Regions from separate parts of the Homo sapiens genome. Here all the other regions are linked to region 6. The links are chromatin contacts, found by Hi-C or POLR2A ChIA-PET in ENCODE. All regions are on one chromosome and are shown on one strand. Each heading gives the region's core, a stretch centred on a gene start or an enhancer-like site at or near the end of the contact. The rest is flanking DNA. Distances are from core to core; before and after follow the strand shown.

Region 1 (2,700 bases), core at 145-2,644, 3.3 Mb after region 6:
ACAGTGAATACTATGCCAATTTCCACTTTCTGCCCATAGAAGCCCTTGTGCTCTGGGCTGTGCGTGACGGTCAGAAGTTATCTGGTAAACTTTGCATTGAAAAGCATCTCCGAACTCCCTCCCCATCTGTGGCCTCACAGCTTTCACCATGACATCTGAGAGATTCAAGGAAAGCTCCAGAAACAGGCTTAGCTCTCAATAACAACCCTCTTCCCTACAGATCTTAGAAAGGCTGGATCTGAACAACGCTGCCTGCAAGACCTCCATTCCCACCCTAAATAAAGCGCCAAACCATCCAACCGAAACCCACCCCTCCTCCCCTGGTACTCAGGGTGTCTACAGCTCTGAGGCTCCCTTTATTTTTATTTTTATTAATGTATTTTTAAGGCTGAAAGGCACACACACCACACGCATTCACACCCAGTGGTTATGGGGTTTTGGCAGGTACGCGGAGACCCGGTGCCCCAGCTGTCAGTGTCTGATCCCAACCCCTCCTCCTCCTCCCTCCGTTATTTATTAATAAAAGCCTGGTCGTGGGCAGCCGGCGTTCTGGTTTTCATTGTACAGTCTGCACTGGTGACACAGGACATGTGGAAAATTTTGAGAGCACTGCGGTGAATAGTGTGGAGGGGGAGCGTGAGCAGGGGGAGGGGAGGGGAGGGAGGGGAGCGAGTTACTTTTTAGCTTCCGCTAAGTACTTGGCGGCTCGCCAGGCCCGGAGAATTGTGGGAAGCGAAAACCTCCCCAGTATAAACTGCCAGCTTTAAGCAGCCCTGACAGTTCTGCTCCTTCCAAACTTGGCAGCCGTTCAAAGTGCTCTTTCATTTGAAATGCTGGAAGCCTGCCATGTGCAATGCAGATTTGCTGTGCCTGTGCGCAGAAGGAACTGATAAATGCCGTTGCAGTTGCCATGGGGACAGGAGGCTATCAGAATGGCCTTGTGATCCGCAGCCTCTCTGCGCGGCAGGCTCTCGTTCTCCCCCTCCCGCCCCTCCTCCCTCTAGTCAGTGAGATGGTGAAATAAATGTTCTGGAAAAAGGTTAACCCTCCCCGCTCTGGTTCCGAGGGTGAGAGGAGGTTAACCTCTAAGCACTTCCTTGGCCTTAAGTGCCAGCCCGGAGCACAGGTGTCAGCGCCGTCCTTGGGTGGGTCACCATCCTCCCGCTCTCCTCTTTCACACCCCCAGCTTTCTTCCTGCTCCCTGGGGGCTTTCACAAAGCGGTATTTTTAATAGAGGCTTTTCAGCAAGCTCAAGTGTAAGTCTTTGAGTCATCAAAACCCGGATGTAAACACAGCAGCCCTGCATTCTGCACAGTTTGCGTGTATTTTATCTTTTTAATAATATTTAGCTGGCAACTTAAAACTGCAAGGATGCCAGATATTTTAGCCAGCCACTTACATCATGCAGCATCCATCTTGGGGAGAGTGGTGGCGGGTCCTTTCCTTGTTCTCTTGCTCCCTGCCGCCTACCTGAGACCGCAGGAAATCTGGGTCTTTCTGAAGGCATCTTCTTGTGGTGTAGTCCCCTTGGAACCGCGGCCTTTAGAATGAACATGACATCACCTTGGGCAACAACGACAGAGGGTGTGTTCCTGTAGGAGACAAGACACGGGGAGATCCAAGGTGAAACAGATCTATCATTTACGCTGCGCCAATTTCAGGTGTGTGAGGGTGCACAGTCTGGATCATCAGCCCCCCATTTAGCACGAACTGCCGTTTGAAACACAGTCTGATTTAATGTACAGAAACAAAATAGCACATTCAGATTTGGTATATTTTCAGGCCTGTAATGCCAACACTCCGGGTGGCCTGTTTAATGGGGAAAAAATGAAATATTCCACTCCAGCCCAGGCCTATGGAAACCAAAGAGGTTTAGTGATTTATTTACATTGGGGGTAAAAACGGTGAGCAGTATTCCTTCTCGGCTCGCTACTTCCTGAAGGTTTCCTGAACCTAAACATTCGTTAACATCCCAGGAAGGGAACTTATTTTTCCTGTGGCTTTCAATATTTTCTGCTAAATATATTTCGGCACACTGTTTATCTTGGGCTTCAGCTTTCAGACCTTTATGCACTTTTAACACCTTGAGGCTGTTTCACTGAAAAATGGTGTATGTTAATTAAAGAGGACTTTATGTGCTGGGCATTAAGGCAGGGGGGATTTCTGTTTTGATCTGTCTGTATAATGAGGGGCTTCAGGATGAAACACAAGTCAGAGGCCTGTTAGCTTCGTGAAGCCCTTTTGACAAAGCGGGACCTTGAATGTGGGCCCTTGTATTCAAACACTTGAAGACCACAGAATGTTGAACTGAACGAAACATTTCTTCCTAAGTGCATGGTGAACATGGAGGCCAGGAGACGAGAAAGACTGAAAATGCCCCAAGTTCCTGGGGCTTAGCTGCAATTTCTTTGAACTTGACTGTCTCTGGGTGTCTGCTCGTGATTGTCACGGCAGCTCTGGCCAAGGCGATGCACTCTGTCTCGCTGGAATTTCCTGATTCCAAAGTAGCCCCTTCCAAATAAATAATCAACAAACGCCATCTGCTTCACCTTGCCAGCAGGCACAGAGCTGAAGGGTTAGCTAAAACCTACAATTTTTAGGAGCAGTAGGCTCTTGAGACATTTCAAGATAGGTTTCGACTTGGAATTAAACTAGAGTTAGAGGCAGAAATCAGGTGATTCAGAAAGCAACCCCCCCTCC
Region 2 (2,700 bases), core at 116-2,615, 3.1 Mb before region 6:
GGCAGCCAGTCCACGTCGTCTTAACTTCCTCAGCCCTCACACGTGCCTGCTGTCATCCCATCTTACCTATCCCATGGGCTTACTAGATGTACCAGTAGCCACCCACCCAAAGCAGAGAGGTGCCTAAAAATCACCTGCAGGTAGCGCTGAGGCCAGCCTCCAGCCTGGCTGTCACCCCCTCCACCCCTGGATTCCCTTAAGAGTCCTGGCCTGGGCCGGGTGTAGTGGCTCACTCCTGTAATCCCAGCACTTTGGGAGGCTGAGGCAGGCAGATCACCAGAGGTCAGGAGTTCGAGACCAGCCTGACCAATATGGTGAAACCCCGTCTCTATTAAAACTACAAAAATTAGCTAGGCATGGTGGCGGGCATCTGTAGTAGTCCCAGCTACTTGGGAGGCTGAGACGGGAGAATTGCTTGAACCCAGGAGGCAGAGGTTGCAGTGAGCCGAGATCGCACCACTGCACTCCAGCCTAGGCAATAGAGCGTGACTCCATTTAAAAAAAAAAAAAAAAAGAGTCCTGGCCTAGCACCCCAACTTCTTATCCAGATTCTACCTCTTGGCCCAGCTATTTCTCCATCTTTCTGGGCCCTGTCTGTGGTGTCAGCTGAGGCTCCACACCCTATAACCAGCCTAGCCCTGCCTCCCTTGCCTCCCCCAAAGTCTGAACCCTGGTCCACAGCCAGGTATGCCAGTTCCCACCGGATCTGCAGGGGAACTAGAAATATTTTTACCAAATAAGTGCCAGAAATTGATTGCTGTGGTTCCTTTAACCCTTTGTGGGAAGGGGGAGGCTTCCCCATTTCCAGGCCTCTTTGCTTCCCCTGCCCCTGTCACCACCATTTTATGCATTCAAAAACTGTTATTTTATTTTATTTTTATTTTTATTTGTTAAATGGTCCTTTTCCTAGACTGCCAGGGTCAGCAAACAGAAGTGTCTGTTCAAAGAGGGAGGGCTGGACGGGAAGAGGGCTGCTAGGCCCGGTCAGAGAGGACTTCAGGCAGGGAGCGTGGAAGCTGTGGACAGGACAGCTTTTAGCTCTGGGAGCAGGTGCTGGAGCCAAGTCACACACAGGTAGCAGTCAGTGAGGTTCACATCCAGGAACCTTTTTACAGAAACCCCTCTCTCTCTCTGTACAGCTGTATAAGCACCAGCACAGGCTCCGACAACATGCAGGTGAGGAAGGGGACAGAAGGGCCTAAGATCCCACCATGGAGAGAGAGGGAGGAGAGGGGAGGGGGGCTTGTAGCATCAGCTTATCAGAAGGACCCCCTGGTGCACCAGAAGATTGTAGTCCTGGGTGAACAAGAGCTGCCCTCGGGGGTTAGCAGCCTGTTGCTTCTGTTGACTTGGCTTTCTGCCCTGCAGCCAGTGAAACCTGACAGGTCAGTTTCTAGATCTGGGCTGATTCTCTTTCACTTCCTGGTTCTCATACCTTCATCTTGACAGTCTGTGTATTTCTCCTCATTCTGTGAAAGAATGGAGTTTTTTGGTCCTAAATGCTCAAAAAAAATCTGGTCTCTTAAAAAATCTCAGCAATTCTGATACCTGGGAAGTTATTTAAGGGGTCAGAATGACTGACGTTAGACCCCTGAAGATTGAAATCAGTGACTTGTCTCTATCCTGAGGTGTCTTCTGTCAGTGTGGAAAAGTCTGGGCACAAAGAAGGAACAGAGCATCAGCATTCTCCCCCAGCCACCCAGCCGGGTTGTGAACAGAAGCACCAGTTTTGCCTCCTAAGTCTCTGTTTTTATTTGCTTTGAAGAAGCAGACAGGTGCCTTTTTCCTGTCTCTTTTTTTGTACTCCCTCCGAAGTATGCAACATACTTTGCCGTTGGTCAATGCCTACTAGATATTTGAGTGGTTAAATGGAGGCGAGGTGGCTCAGCAGGGTTGGGATTAGAGGGAGGTGCCTAGGGCACGAAATTTCAATCATTCTTCAAGGCCATTTAGTCATCCTCCAGGCGTGTCATCACTCTAGTCCCAGCCCTGTGGCTCCCTGTGGCTCAGGGCTGGTAAGGGAAAGCTCAAAGGGACATGGTTTACTCAAAGATGGCTGTTTGTGGGATGGGGAAGCTCTCCACCATGAGACCTGCCTGCCATAGCTTCCTCTTGCCTGGGACACCTAGGTCTCTCATGTCCAGACATGTGGCTTGTATGAGCTGGTCACTAGCCTACCAGAAAGCCCCCTCTCTCAGGAACTGCAGAGACAAATATACATGAAAGGGAACTTGAGGGAAGTCAGAGGCAGATGTTACTGGTACAAGACTAAAAAGAATTCTAAGAATGTTAACTAACATTTTTTTCATGCTTGCTATGTGCCAAGCCCACATTAAGTACTTTATGGCCATTATTTTATATAATCCCTCCAACAACTAGATTAGGAAGGACTTGGATTCTGGAGCCAGACAGCTTCAGCTTAAATCCCATCTTTGTCTCTTTCACGTTGTGTGGACTTGGGAAATTTCTTCAGCTCTCTGGGCCTCAGCTTCCTCACCTATAAAATTGAAACAGTAATAGTACCCACATTGGAGTATTCTGAGGATTATATCAGTAATACATGTAAAACAATGAGACCAGCATCTGTACAAGGTAAGCACTCAACAAATATTGGCCATGATGGTGATGATGATGATGAAGATGATGATGAAGAGATGATGATTGCCTCTGGTAGCTTATTCCTAAGGCTGCCTACAACAA
Region 3 (2,700 bases), core at 62-2,561, 4.1 Mb before region 6:
GAAGAAAGAAGGCAGAACAAGGATAGACTTATGAAAAAGGCATTATAGCAACGAGCCACAGGTTGCTGTGGGGCCCAGAAGGGAAGGGTTCTTTTGGGGATGGGTCTGTGTGCATGGGGAGGAGCATCCTGTTTATTTGGTTCAAGCTACTTCACAAGGACATGCCCTGTTAATTCACAGTGCTTTTCCCGAAAGCCTACTAGAACTAGGCCTGGTGAGAGGCCCTGAGAAGGTGTATCCTTTTGTCCAAGAGCATCTGGGAGAAGAGGCCTGCCTGACCCAAGCTGCAGCAAAGACACAAGTCTGTAGGTCCAGATGTGGACTCTACCACTGATTTACAAGTAGGAGTTCCTTAACACTTATGGAGGACCTCTGAGACCGACACGGTGCAAGGCCCTGGGGTACAAAGATAAAAAGCCAGAGTCCTCCCCATCAAGGCGCCACGGGCCCTGTAAACACATAAACCGAGGACACACTGCATGAGAGATCACCAATAAACGATGTAGCCATACAGTGCACAAACTGCTCACTCAGTATGTGCTAGAAAATAGCCCCAGAAGGCAAGGCTCAAGAGGGGAAATACAGTTAGGAATGTGGCAGGCTTCTAGCCCGGGCTCTGCCAGTCCTGGCTCTGAACTGCGGTTTTCTCAACCTTGAGATCCCTTGTGTGCTTTTAGTATGCTGAAGGATCACTCACTTCAGAATGCTAGTGAAAATACAGATTCCCAAGTCCGACCCCACTGAATCACAATGGCTGGAGGTCATTCGGGGCCCCGAATCTGCATTTTCACCCCCACCCACCCCCCGGGCAGCTTTAATGTTGGCAGGCTAGGAACCACAGTTCGGATTACTGCTTAACAGGGAGATAATAACCTGCTTCAGACGAGCTAGGTCAGACGAGCAATTCAAGAGCTAACAAGGCAACATGCGCCAAAAGCCTTGTAAACCTCAGGGCAGTACAATTCTTTGCAAATAATAGTAATTCAATCATGCAAATAATAATAATAGTAAACGAACTGGAGAGCGCACTGGAAACGCCGCATAGTCCAGCTGAGTCGGTGCCACCGCCCCATCCACTCCAGCGCAGAGGGACTGTCTCTTTAAGGACCCCCCACCTCCCCAACCGCGTCGCTTCTCCCTTGGGTACCTGGCCCGGCCGGCGGCGCGTGCGTGCAGGGCCTCCCGGCGGGGCGGTCGCGGCGGCGCGACGCCGGCGCCGTTGCGTGCGCGCCTGGCCCTGCCCCTTTCCCGCCCCTTCCCCGCCCCCTCCCCTCCGCGGGGCCTCCCCCGCCCGCGCGGTACAGCTGGGTCAGTGACGCGGGCGCTGCAGCCGTCGCTACCGCCGCGTTCTATTCTCCGAAGCCGGCGACCGCCCCACCTCCTCCCTCCCTCCCGCCCGCTTCCTCTGCCCACAGCGCCGGCCAGAGCGAGCTAGACAAGGGCACGCGGGGCCTCGCCTAGACCCGAGAAGACTGCGGGCGCGCGCAAGCGGCGGCGTGGAAGCTGTGAGCGCCCCCATCCCGGAGGTCTCCGCCGGCTCCCGGGTGAGTTGTCACCGCGGCCCGGGGGCGGCGGGGCCGGCATTGTGCCATCGACGCGCTCGGCCGGCTGTCAGGGGCGCGGGACCAGCGCGCACCGCCCAGGAGTGACGCTGGCCGGAGCCCGGGCCGGCTTCGGCGGCTCCCCGCGCTTCTCTGCGCCGGCCCGCTGTCACCCGGCCGCGAGCCGCGCCGCTGGGAGCCCCGCGCTGGCGTGGCGCGGCCAGCCGGCCAGCAGTGGGGGCTGCGCGGCCGGGGGGACCGGCGGCTGGTTTGCGGCCGGGAACTTGGTGACCCGCGGTCCGGGGCGCGCCGTCCCGCGTCGCTGCCCGGGCAGCACCGGAAGAGCCAGACGCCGTGCCGATGGGTGCAGAGGAGGTAGGCAGAGGCCCTCTGTGCCACTGTCATTACTGCCCTCAGCCCAGCAAAGCTGCGGGGCTTGCGCTGGGGCAGGGCTGGCTTAGAGAAGGTGGATTTCCTGAGGAAATCTCAGAGCCCGCCTGTGCGCACCGCGGCATTCGGGAGCCCCCGCGCCTCGGCTGCTCTTTAATCTCAAAAACTTCTCTTATTAACCAGGCTAAACTCCCCGAAACCAGCTATTTTCTTTCAAAAAGTAGGCACGTACATACAGACTTTCCTTTTTTCGCTTGGTTTTGAGACCCCAGCTATGAGTGTGGATCTGACTCTCCCTCATGGGAGTCGTGGCTGGGGAGCTGCTGAAGTGGAGAAAAGTTACCCTGGACGAATTTAGGAGCAGGAGGGGGAGGTGGTTATGGGGACAGCAAGACCCAGGAGCAAAGAGGCGTCAAAATAAAGTCTTGGGCTGGTTAAAGGGAAGTTGGCGTCTGGGCAAGGAGGCCTAAAGCTGTTGTTCCCACAGAATTTTCTTTCAGTGGCAGGCGACATGCTGGGCTTTGTTGCTCTCGCTAACTGGGCTCCTGTGTGCTCTTCCAGAGGTGCAGTAAGATTACTCAGTTCAATTAGGCCTAGGGATTTACTCCCTTTTTTGATCTACAGAGATGGGAAGTATGTCTTTCCTTCACAGTAGTTAATTCATTTCTTGCTGTTTTCGTTCCTCTGGTGTAAAAACATACATAGGAGTTACGCACACACACCTTTTCTGTTTTGGGAATTCCACACCCAAACTGTCACCATCTAGTGG
Region 4 (2,700 bases), core at 130-2,629, 3.1 Mb before region 6:
TTCTAACTGTTTCCCAGGTGATGCTGACACTGCAGGTCTGGGGCCAGCACTCTGACAACCGGTGCTCTAGAATCTTTCTTTTTCTTAACATTAAGGAAGGGAGGGCACTAAAAAATATGTCAGGCTTCTCCATTGACTCCAAAATCAAATCCAAACTCTTCATCCAAAAGCCCCCATAATCCAACCCCGTCATTTCCCACTACTTCTCATTAGGCTATAAAATCAAACCACTATGCCCTAAACACACCTGAGATTTCAAACATCAGGACTTCCGCTGGATTTCCTCACTCCGGCTATGCCACTTCCTTCTACTTCTTCATGCCAAATCCTACCCAGCCTTCAAGGTCCTCAAATGCTATTTCCTCCATAAAGCCTCCTGATCTACCACTACTCAAAAAGCTACCTCTCCCTCCCCCCCTCAGGGCTGCACAGCACTTTTCGTTCCTCCCCAATGACAGGCACCATCTGTACCTGGTCCAGCGACTCTACCGGTGGGTGGTGTATCTTCGCCTGTAGACTGGGAGTTTCTTGAGGTCAGGGGAGTGACTTGCCTATCTTTGCCTCTTAGCCTTAGCAGATCCCCAGTAGACAGCTGACACTCAGAACCGACCAAAAGAAGGAAGGAATGGGACCTCCTGAGGAAGGGCACAGAACTGTCCTGTAAATGGAAACTAGACCGGACGCACGCCAAGCCGATGACCCACAGTAACAGGTGTTCTCCATCTCTGATGTCTGTGATTCATCCTGCACAGCTGCGCGCACACAGCACACGCATACACAGGCTCCCAGAATACGGCGCCCCACACGCTGTACCGCCCGTCGCGTTCTGGACGCCCCGGCGACCACACACACCGAGACACACCTCAGCGACAACCTGGATCCACAAAAAGGAGGCCCTGCCCCCTTAAAAAATACTAACACCTTACTGCAAAGAACTAGCAGCTACGGCTTGCGCCTGCGCCCCTTGTTCCCTGCCGCACCTTTTCTTGTAGTTAAGAAATCTATTTCTGCACGCATTTCGTCGCCGCCGCCCCCCATCCCTACACGCACGCACACACACACACACACACGCACACACACACACTCCCCTTCCCCTACACCTACCCCCCTCCCCCCACCTCCTTTCAGACTAGGCGCGCCTCGCAGAGCGGGATTGAATGGGAAAGAGCGGGGCCGTCTTTGTCATTAATCCTCCCCTCCTTCGGGCAAGCCAAGCTTCTTCCGGGTCAGCGACCATCCCCGCCACCCCACTCGGGGCCACGGTCCCCCCGCAGCGCTAGTCCCGGGCCCGCGAGCACCGGCCCCCGCCACCCGCAGGTTGCGGAGGGAGGAGGGCGGGAGCGGGCGGCGCGGAGCCGGGAGGCGGGGGAGGGGCCGGCGTCCGAGGCGGCGGCGGCGGCGGCTGGAGCAGCCTCTGGCAGCAGCGGGGAGAATGGGAGTGCGGGGCGCCAGACCGCCGCGGGGTGTCACGGCCGCCACGAAGCCTGCGAGGCGCGGGGCCGGCGCCCGCGGCTTTTAAACCCGGGAAGGCGCGGCGGCGGCGGCGGCGGCGGGCAGATCGCGGCGCGCACCAGGCGCCGGGGCGGCGGCCGAATGGAGAGAAAGGGCTCGGCGGCCGGGGCCAAGGGGAACCCGAGCCCGCCCGCGGCCGGAGAGGGGCAGCGGCCACCGCCGCCGCTGTGCGTCCCGGGCGGCGGCGGAGGAGCCCCAGCGAGGGGCCAGGTCGGGGCGGCGGCCGAGCCGGCCGAGCTCATCCGACGAGCGCACGAGTTCAAAAGCCAAGGGGCGCAGTGCTACAAGGACAAGAAATTCCGTGAAGCCATAGGCAAATACCACCGGGCGTTGCTGGAGCTGAAGGGGCTGCTGCCGCCCCCCGGGGAACGGGAGCGGGACTCGCGCCCGGCCTCCCCGGCTGGGGCCCTGAAGCCCGGCCGCCTCTCGGAGGAGCAGAGCAAGACGGTGGAAGCCATCGAGATCGACTGTTACAACAGCCTGGCAGGTGAGCCGCGCCGCGCCCCCCGCGCCGCGGTCCCCGTTCTTCGGCCCGGTCCCTCCGCGGACCACTGCGGCGCTCCCGCGGTGCAGATTCTCCTGCTGTGACTGTGTTGCTCTGGGGAGAACCCGGGAGGGAGGCGCTTTGGAAAAAGTGTGACTTTCAGGATTATGCCTTTCAAAGGCCATAATCATCTCTTGTCCCTTCGCTAGCATACATCGTAAATCTCACCTAGAAATGACTGGAAGGGGACCCAGCTGGCCTGGCTATGGCTGCTGCTGCTACTGCTCACCAGTGGACCTGGGTCCAAAATGCGGAAGCAGCGCCCGGGGTGGGCCCCCGCAGCCACCGCTAGCCCAGCTTTTTCCTGCGGGTGGGTCCCAAGGGAGGCCACGCACCTGTCTGCTCTCCTTAGGTAGCATGAGCACCAGGATTGGTCCTCGCCTTTTCCCCAACTAACCGCATCCCTGTAGGTAAGATCTTCCCCAAGTTTTTTGGCCCCAGTAGCAAAGGGGAGTTTGACACCATGCCTTCAGCATCTTGAGCAAAATGGATTCCAGAATGCCACTTTCTTCTCTCTGAGCTCTGCTGGGGCTCCCGGTTGCCAGGTGAAGATCTCTATCTCAAAAGAAGCTTGGTTCATGGTTGGGCTTGAACTATGCTGCATTCTCCCTCTCCTCCCTGCCCGTTTCTCACTATGTGTAGCA
Region 5 (2,700 bases), core at 13-2,512, 3.2 Mb after region 6:
TGGTTGTCTACACTAGCTGCCGTCTTCCTGGGCACACACAGAGGAATCAGCACACACCCGGTACACCCTCCCATGAGCAGAACTCCTACACACTGGCTGGTACCATACCCTCCCTAACACCAGCACCCGTAGCAAATTCTTTCCAGGGCCAGCCAAGCCCTACTCCCCTTTGTTAAAGGCAGCTTTCCTCAGAAGGGTGAGCATTTGTTGTCTCAGGGCCTGCAGTGTGGATTCTACCTTCTTTTTACTGTGTTCAGCAGGAGCGAGGCAAACCAGCTTGGGATAGAAACACAGGCGTTTCCTCCACTGTCAGGGTTTTCCTGGGGCAGGCATCTGAGTTACTGCCTGGACCCGGTAGCCCCTAGCAACAGGGCACCACTCTCACCTGGGCCATTTATGATGACTTTGGGAGGTGGAGCCAATTAGGGGGCAAAGCAGGGATCCCCACAGGTGGGAGTGGCAAAAGAGTGGAGGCTTGAAGTCCAGGAAACCCCAGTGTATGCCTCTGCTGCTAAGGAGCCGTGTGGCCTTGGGCAAATCACTATCCCCTTCTGAGCCTGGGGCTCCACATCTACATAGTAAGGGAAGTGGCACTCATGTTCCTTCCAGTTCACACACAGTCCCACATGCTACTAGACCTAGGTTAAGGCAAGGTCTGTGCTATCAGGTACTACCATAGACACAGAAACCGGGGGAGACTCTGCCACCATTATACCCACCCACCCCAACCCTCAAGTTCCCAGCTCTTCCTGGGAAAACCGACAGACAACAGGCCCATGTAGGCAGAAGAAATCAACATGAGGGGTCTCAGTGCCTAGAGAATAGACTTAGAATGAGCCCAAAGTGGAAGGGAGAACCAAAGAGTTTCCCTCACTGCCACATTTGGCACTCCTGCTCCAGGGAATCCAGCACTGAGCTAGAGACAGGATGCTGGGTTCGCCATTCAGGATTCGTAGGTGAGGCCACAGCCATTTCTGCTTTCGGGGCCTGTAACTGGTGGAGAGAAACGGGTGATAGCATCTGTGGCCTTCCTGATTCATAGGTTTATCCCAGCATGAGGCGTGGCTGCTGCAAAGCAGACATGTCCATTTCTGTCCAGACACAGTTGGGGCGGGCAGTGGGTGGCTGCAGCCTGTCCTTACATGGGGCTAAAGGGGCCCAGCCACTTAGTGACTCACCCACTTGCCCAGCCAGCTGAAACCCTGGCCTCACCCTTCCCTTCTGCTACCTACAAAAGCCCCCTGACATAGCACTCTTGTCATACTGAGACTAAGGTAGAAAAAGACACTTCCAAAGGGTGTCAATGACAAGAGAGAAATAGACATAGAGTGGTCACTTCATTTACCAACCCTGGAACCGCAGACCTCTGGGCTTCCTGGTATGTGATTTCAGTTTTACCCCTCACTGTTTAAATTGCTTGAGTTATGTATTTTGTTATTGATTTATTTATTTATTTATTTATTTATTTTGAGACAGCGTCTCTCTCTGTCGCCCAGGCTGGAGTGCAGTGGTGCGATCTCGGCTCACTGCAACCTCCGCCTCGCGGGTTCAAGCGATTCTCCTGCCTCGGCCTCTCGAGTAGCTGGGATTACAGGCATGCACCACTACACCTGGCTAATTTTGTACTTTTAGTAGAGATGGGGTTTCGCCATGTTGGTCAGGCTGGTCTCAAACTCCTGACATCAGGTGATCCGCCTGCCTCGGCCTCCCAAAGTACTGGCATTACAGATGTGAGCCGCCTCACCCGGCTTGTATTTTGTTCTTGCAGACGAAAGCTGCCCACCAAATATGAACAGATAGGAACCTCGTGATCTTTTGGGGCTGTCATCCTTCTCTCAGTCTGCCAGTAACTGGGATCCTGGCATTTATCCTGGAGGTCCCTGAAGGTCCAAGAGGGAACAGAGGAAATCTGATTGGCACAGGTGTGGTGACGTGAAGCAGGTGGTGGCTTTTAGGACTGGAGGTCTGGTGTAGGGTGTATTAGTGAGGAGAACATGGAGGGAGGAACTCACCAGGAAAATTGCAGCCAATTTCCAGCGGTCAGGAATTGAAGATCCAGCAGAGTACGGAATCAGCTCCTCCAGAGTAGTGGGTTTTTCCAGTTGTAGGTTGAGATCCATTCGTGGGTCATGAAATCAAGTTAAGGGATCATAGTCATACACAGAATTTTTTTGTTTGTTTGTTTTTGAGACAGTCTCATTCTGTCCAGGCTAGAGTCTCTAGTCTCTGCCCAGGCTAGAGTGCAGTTTCACAGTCTTGGCTCACTGACCTCCACCTCCTGGGTTCAAGTGATTCTCCAGCCTCAGCCTCTCAAGTAGTTGGCGTTACAGGCACCTGCCACCACATCTGGCTAATTTTTTGTATTTTTAGTAGAGACGGGGTTTTGCCATGTTGGCCAGGCTGGTCTCGAACTCCTGGCCTCAAGTGATCCGCATGCCTTGGCCTCCCAGAGTGCTGGAATTACAGGCGTGAGCCACCACGCCCAGCCAGAATTTTTTTTAAAAAAAGGAAATAGAAGAGAATGTAAGAATAGAAGTGCAGGTTAAAAGGAACGTTTAATTTCATAAAGTTTTTGCCTCAGGGTAGTATGCTTGTCTGAGTAATGGGTTGAGATAGGAACGCATTTCTTAGTGCAGGTCTTGATTTCAAATGTTCGAAAGCCACTGCTCTGGAAAATAGAGGAGTGGAGACCAAAGTGTG
Region 6 (2,700 bases), core at 55-2,554:
CTGCCGCCAGGCACCAGGGAACACAGCTCCCCGCGAGGCACCGCGCGGGCTGGGAGGGCTGCGGCGGCGCGGGCGTGCGGGGGCGCGCGGGAGGATGACAGGTCTGAGGTGCGCCCGCCCGCGCGAAGCGCTCCAGCCTAGGCCTCTGCTGACTGCATTTGCCCCAGTTCCCCAACGCCCCTGCACCTCTGTCCCCCAAACTCCTGGCGTGGACGCCGCGTCCAGGCCCACTTTCCCGTGCACGCTGGCAGGGGAAGGGGCTCCCGCGCCAAGTTCCCTCAGCTGGCTAGCCCCTCGCCGCGCCTTCCGGGCCTGGGCTCCGTCACGTCAGCCGGTCCCCACGGACACCACGTTTCTCTCCAGCGGAGGAGGAGCAGCCGGATTCCCGAGCCGCCGCGGGCCGCCGGGTGGGGAGGGCTTTCCTGGCGGGGCCGCGCCCGGGTGGGCGGGGGCCGCGCGCAAGCTGCGTAGCTGCACAAACACCGCGGGGCTGCGCTGCACACGCAGCTGCGGGCCGAGGGCGCGGACCGCGGGGGAGGGGGCGGCGGGCTGCAGGCGGCCCCCGCACGGCCACACGCGCCCGCTCCACCGCCGCCCAGGCCGCAGAAGTTCGAGCGCAGCGGCCCCCGCGGCCCCCTCTCCGGGCCGCGCCTGCAGAGCTGCAACCCGCCGTGCGAGCAGCCACAGCTCGCGCGCCGCCTGGGGTCCCCTCGCCGGCCCCGCCGCGTGCAGGCCTCGGCCGCCGGCCAGGCAGCCCCACTTACCCAGCTCTTGCCCGGGCTCCGGGCTCCGGGCTCGGCTGTCCCCCTTCCGCCGCGGGTCGCCGCCTTCGGTCGCCTCCGGGACTCCAGCCGCCTGCACGCACTCCCGATTTTAAAAACAAACAGGCGCCGTCGCCTCCCCGCGGCGCTCGCGGGGCTTCCGCCAGCCCGCGCCTCCCGAGGCTGAGAAGTTTGCTGGCAGGGCCCGGGCGGGACGCGCGGGCTGTCACCCCCCGCTTGCGATGCAGGAGCCTCGGCGCGCCCCGCACCCGTGCCGTCCGCCTCGCGAGCGCTCTGCCTCCCTCCGTGTCACCCCCAGTCCTGCGATGCAGTGTCAGGATTGCACGGCTCTGACTCATCGGTTGAGCTCACAGCTTGAAAAAAAAAAAAAGAGAGAGGGCGAGAGGCAACAGCGGAGGAGGAGGACTCTGGCGTGCTACAAAGGATTGCACAACTCGAGGCTGGGAGCGCGGAGCGCCCAGCGGCCGGCCGGCGCGCGCGGCACCGCGGCGAGCAGGAACCAGCTCTACCACTTCATCAGCACAACTGTCTCGGGGCGGCCTCAGCCAGCAGGCCCGGCGCCGCCCACTTCCTGCGACCAAATAAGGCCGGGGAAGGCGTCCTTAAACCTCAGGCGGCGGCCGGGGCTGGGGATTTCCAGCAGACCTCACCTCCACTCACGAGTCGGTCGCCGTCCCCATCCCCCGCCCAGGCTGGCGCCCCCGATGGCTTTGCTGGCGGGCCACGCTGCTAGTTCCTTTCACACCAAGGTCAGGAGGAGACGGTGACGAAATGTTTGGAAACCCATTGAGCCTGCCAGGAAAGTGTGTGTGTGATGCTGGGGAAGGCACAAGTCGCTTTCTTCCACAAAGAAACTCTCTCTGGTTTTGGATACGGTAAATCATGCACAATCCTCTCCATGGCATTTTATTAACAGACTCTCCGAGTTTCACTTTCTGGCTCAAAAGCGTCCTGGTGCGTGTAAAGGTTATTGAGAAACTGGCCTCAGTCCCTAGAAAGGACCCACCATCTCCATCGCTTAGGTGAGGAAAATCTCCTGGATTTAAATCTAGCAACTCAGGCCAGAGTTGAGCGGCTTTTCACTCCATACTCACATTTTCCCCTGTCTTCCCTAAATATCCCCCTGATCAATTCTCAGGTCCAGGCCTTGATGCCTCCTTGCCTGACTGGTGGGAAGATGGAAAACATTTTTGCAGCTCAAGAGGTTGGTTCTGGCCCCCACATTCAATGGGGCTCTAGGGCCAGGGGAAAGTTCAGGGGAGTGTGTCCTATTCTTCCTTCCAAGTTTTTTGGTGGTGGTGCAGTGGTGGTGGTGGCGGCGGCGGTGGTGGCGGTGGCTGTTTTTCAAGGAGATGGGTCACAAGGAGATTTTCCTTTGAAAGAAAAACCACCGAAGAATACCATGTGTCCTGGCAGCCACTTTTCAAAACACTGTGGCCAGACCTGAGAACCAGGTGCATCCCTCACTTTCTCAGGGAGAAGAGGAGGGAGGGGCAGCAGAATATGATTCTCACACACTCACTGGGCCTACAGGGCCAGGGTGGGGTGTGGAGGACACAGGCAAAACTTGGATCTTCTGCCCAGAAATCCTGCCAAACCTGCACTTGCTTCTAAGGGGGCATGGCTTTCCTGTCCTCTTCCACCTCTTTGCTGGCTGGAGCACCTGCGTACATGTACACCTGGAAGTCACACCTCCCCAAGAGGAGAAGGGCTTATTTGCACCATGTTATGATAGATATGTCAAAATAAGGAACACTTAAAACAATCTTATCTACAAAATACAGGTAATTATGCCACAGGACTGGACCAGAGGACCTCTTGAGATCCCTTCCAGTTCAAGATCCATGATTCTGTGATTACAGTAAGTGAATAGAGGAGCTAGGGAAACCACCTTCTACAAAAAAAAGCCCGGGCTCCC

The links. Hi-C counts contacts between places; a loop is a spot of excess contacts on that map. ChIA-PET counts read pairs that join two places held with the same protein, here RNA polymerase II (POLR2A). Pooled maps may share reads with other maps.
Region 1: a map of naive thymus-derived CD4-positive, alpha-beta T cell shows a loop between it and region 6 (18-fold over the local background). The contact joins the promoter of LINC02288 here to the promoter of MIDEAS in region 6. A Hi-C loop is called at or near these places in 1 of 168 maps with a recorded cell type or tissue (naive thymus-derived CD4-positive, alpha-beta T cell), 3 of 37 single-sample maps with no recorded cell type and 10 of 50 pooled maps.
Region 2: a loop to region 6 is called in a map with no recorded cell type, with 6 times the contacts of the local background. The contact joins the enhancer-like site here to the promoter of MIDEAS in region 6. A Hi-C loop is called at or near these places in 5 of 37 single-sample maps with no recorded cell type and 6 of 50 pooled maps. POLR2A ChIA-PET finds 5 or more read pairs at or near these places in 1 of 52 experiments (GM10248).
Region 3: a loop to region 6 is called in a map of naive thymus-derived CD4-positive, alpha-beta T cell, with 5 times the contacts of the local background. The contact joins the promoter of SUSD6 here to the promoter of MIDEAS in region 6. A Hi-C loop is called at or near these places in 1 of 168 maps with a recorded cell type or tissue (naive thymus-derived CD4-positive, alpha-beta T cell), 2 of 37 single-sample maps with no recorded cell type and 5 of 50 pooled maps.
Region 4: a loop to region 6 is called in a pooled map, with 3 times the contacts of the local background. The contact joins the promoter of TTC9 here to the promoter of MIDEAS in region 6. A Hi-C loop is called at or near these places in 3 of 37 single-sample maps with no recorded cell type and 6 of 50 pooled maps. POLR2A ChIA-PET finds 5 or more read pairs at or near these places in 1 of 52 experiments (H1).
Region 5: a loop to region 6 is called in a pooled map, with 15 times the contacts of the local background. The contact joins the promoter of LINC01629 here to the promoter of MIDEAS in region 6. A Hi-C loop is called at or near these places in 1 of 168 maps with a recorded cell type or tissue (endothelial cell of umbilical vein) and 8 of 50 pooled maps. POLR2A ChIA-PET finds 5 or more read pairs at or near these places in 1 of 52 experiments (B cell).

Annotation. Positions count from the first base shown.
Region 1 is chr14:77,039,655-77,042,354 of GRCh38, forward strand. LINC02288 (long intergenic non-protein coding RNA 2288) reads left to right here and starts at 1,395. Exons shown (of 4, transcript NR_110554.1): 1 at 1,395-1,623. RefSeq lists a silencer at 568-757 and enhancers at 867-1,598, 874-2,700, 1,008-1,097.
Region 2 is chr14:70,664,231-70,666,930 of GRCh38, forward strand. The region is part of intron 1 of TTC9 (tetratricopeptide repeat domain 9); the gene reads left to right. Among named protein-coding and RNA genes, the nearest start is that of TTC9, 24 kb to the left of the region's middle. RefSeq lists enhancers at 1,496-1,655, 2,153-2,653, 2,654-2,700. Within about 2 kb of position 1,366, at least 19 of the 41 ENCODE cell types and tissues checked have a DNase peak (open chromatin) inside an H3K27ac peak, as active enhancers do.
Region 3 is chr14:69,610,285-69,612,984 of GRCh38, forward strand. SUSD6 (sushi domain containing 6) reads left to right here and starts at 1,312. Exons shown (of 6, transcript NM_014734.4): 1 at 1,312-1,544. RefSeq lists a silencer at 1,061-1,830.
Region 4 is chr14:70,640,537-70,643,236 of GRCh38, forward strand. TTC9 (tetratricopeptide repeat domain 9) reads left to right here and starts at 1,380. Exons shown (of 3, transcript NM_015351.2): 1 at 1,380-1,999. The coding sequence starts at 1,594. TTC9-DT (TTC9 divergent transcript) reads right to left here and starts at 762. Exons shown (of 3, transcript NR_110071.1): 1 at 472-762. RefSeq lists enhancers at 275-454, 555-814 and silencers at 1,285-1,434, 1,655-1,844, 1,865-1,934.
Region 5 is chr14:76,958,376-76,961,075 of GRCh38, forward strand. LINC01629 (long intergenic non-protein coding RNA 1629) reads left to right here and starts at 1,263. Exons shown (of 3, transcript NR_133913.1): 1 at 1,263-1,378. RefSeq lists enhancers at 864-1,043, 1,084-1,153, 2,236-2,700.
Region 6 is chr14:73,758,999-73,761,698 of GRCh38, forward strand. MIDEAS (mitotic deacetylase associated SANT domain protein) reads right to left here and starts at 1,305. Exons shown (of 13, transcript NM_001367710.1): 1 at 765-1,305. RefSeq lists silencers at 1-82, 443-592, 723-962 and enhancers at 1,383-1,712, 2,628-2,700.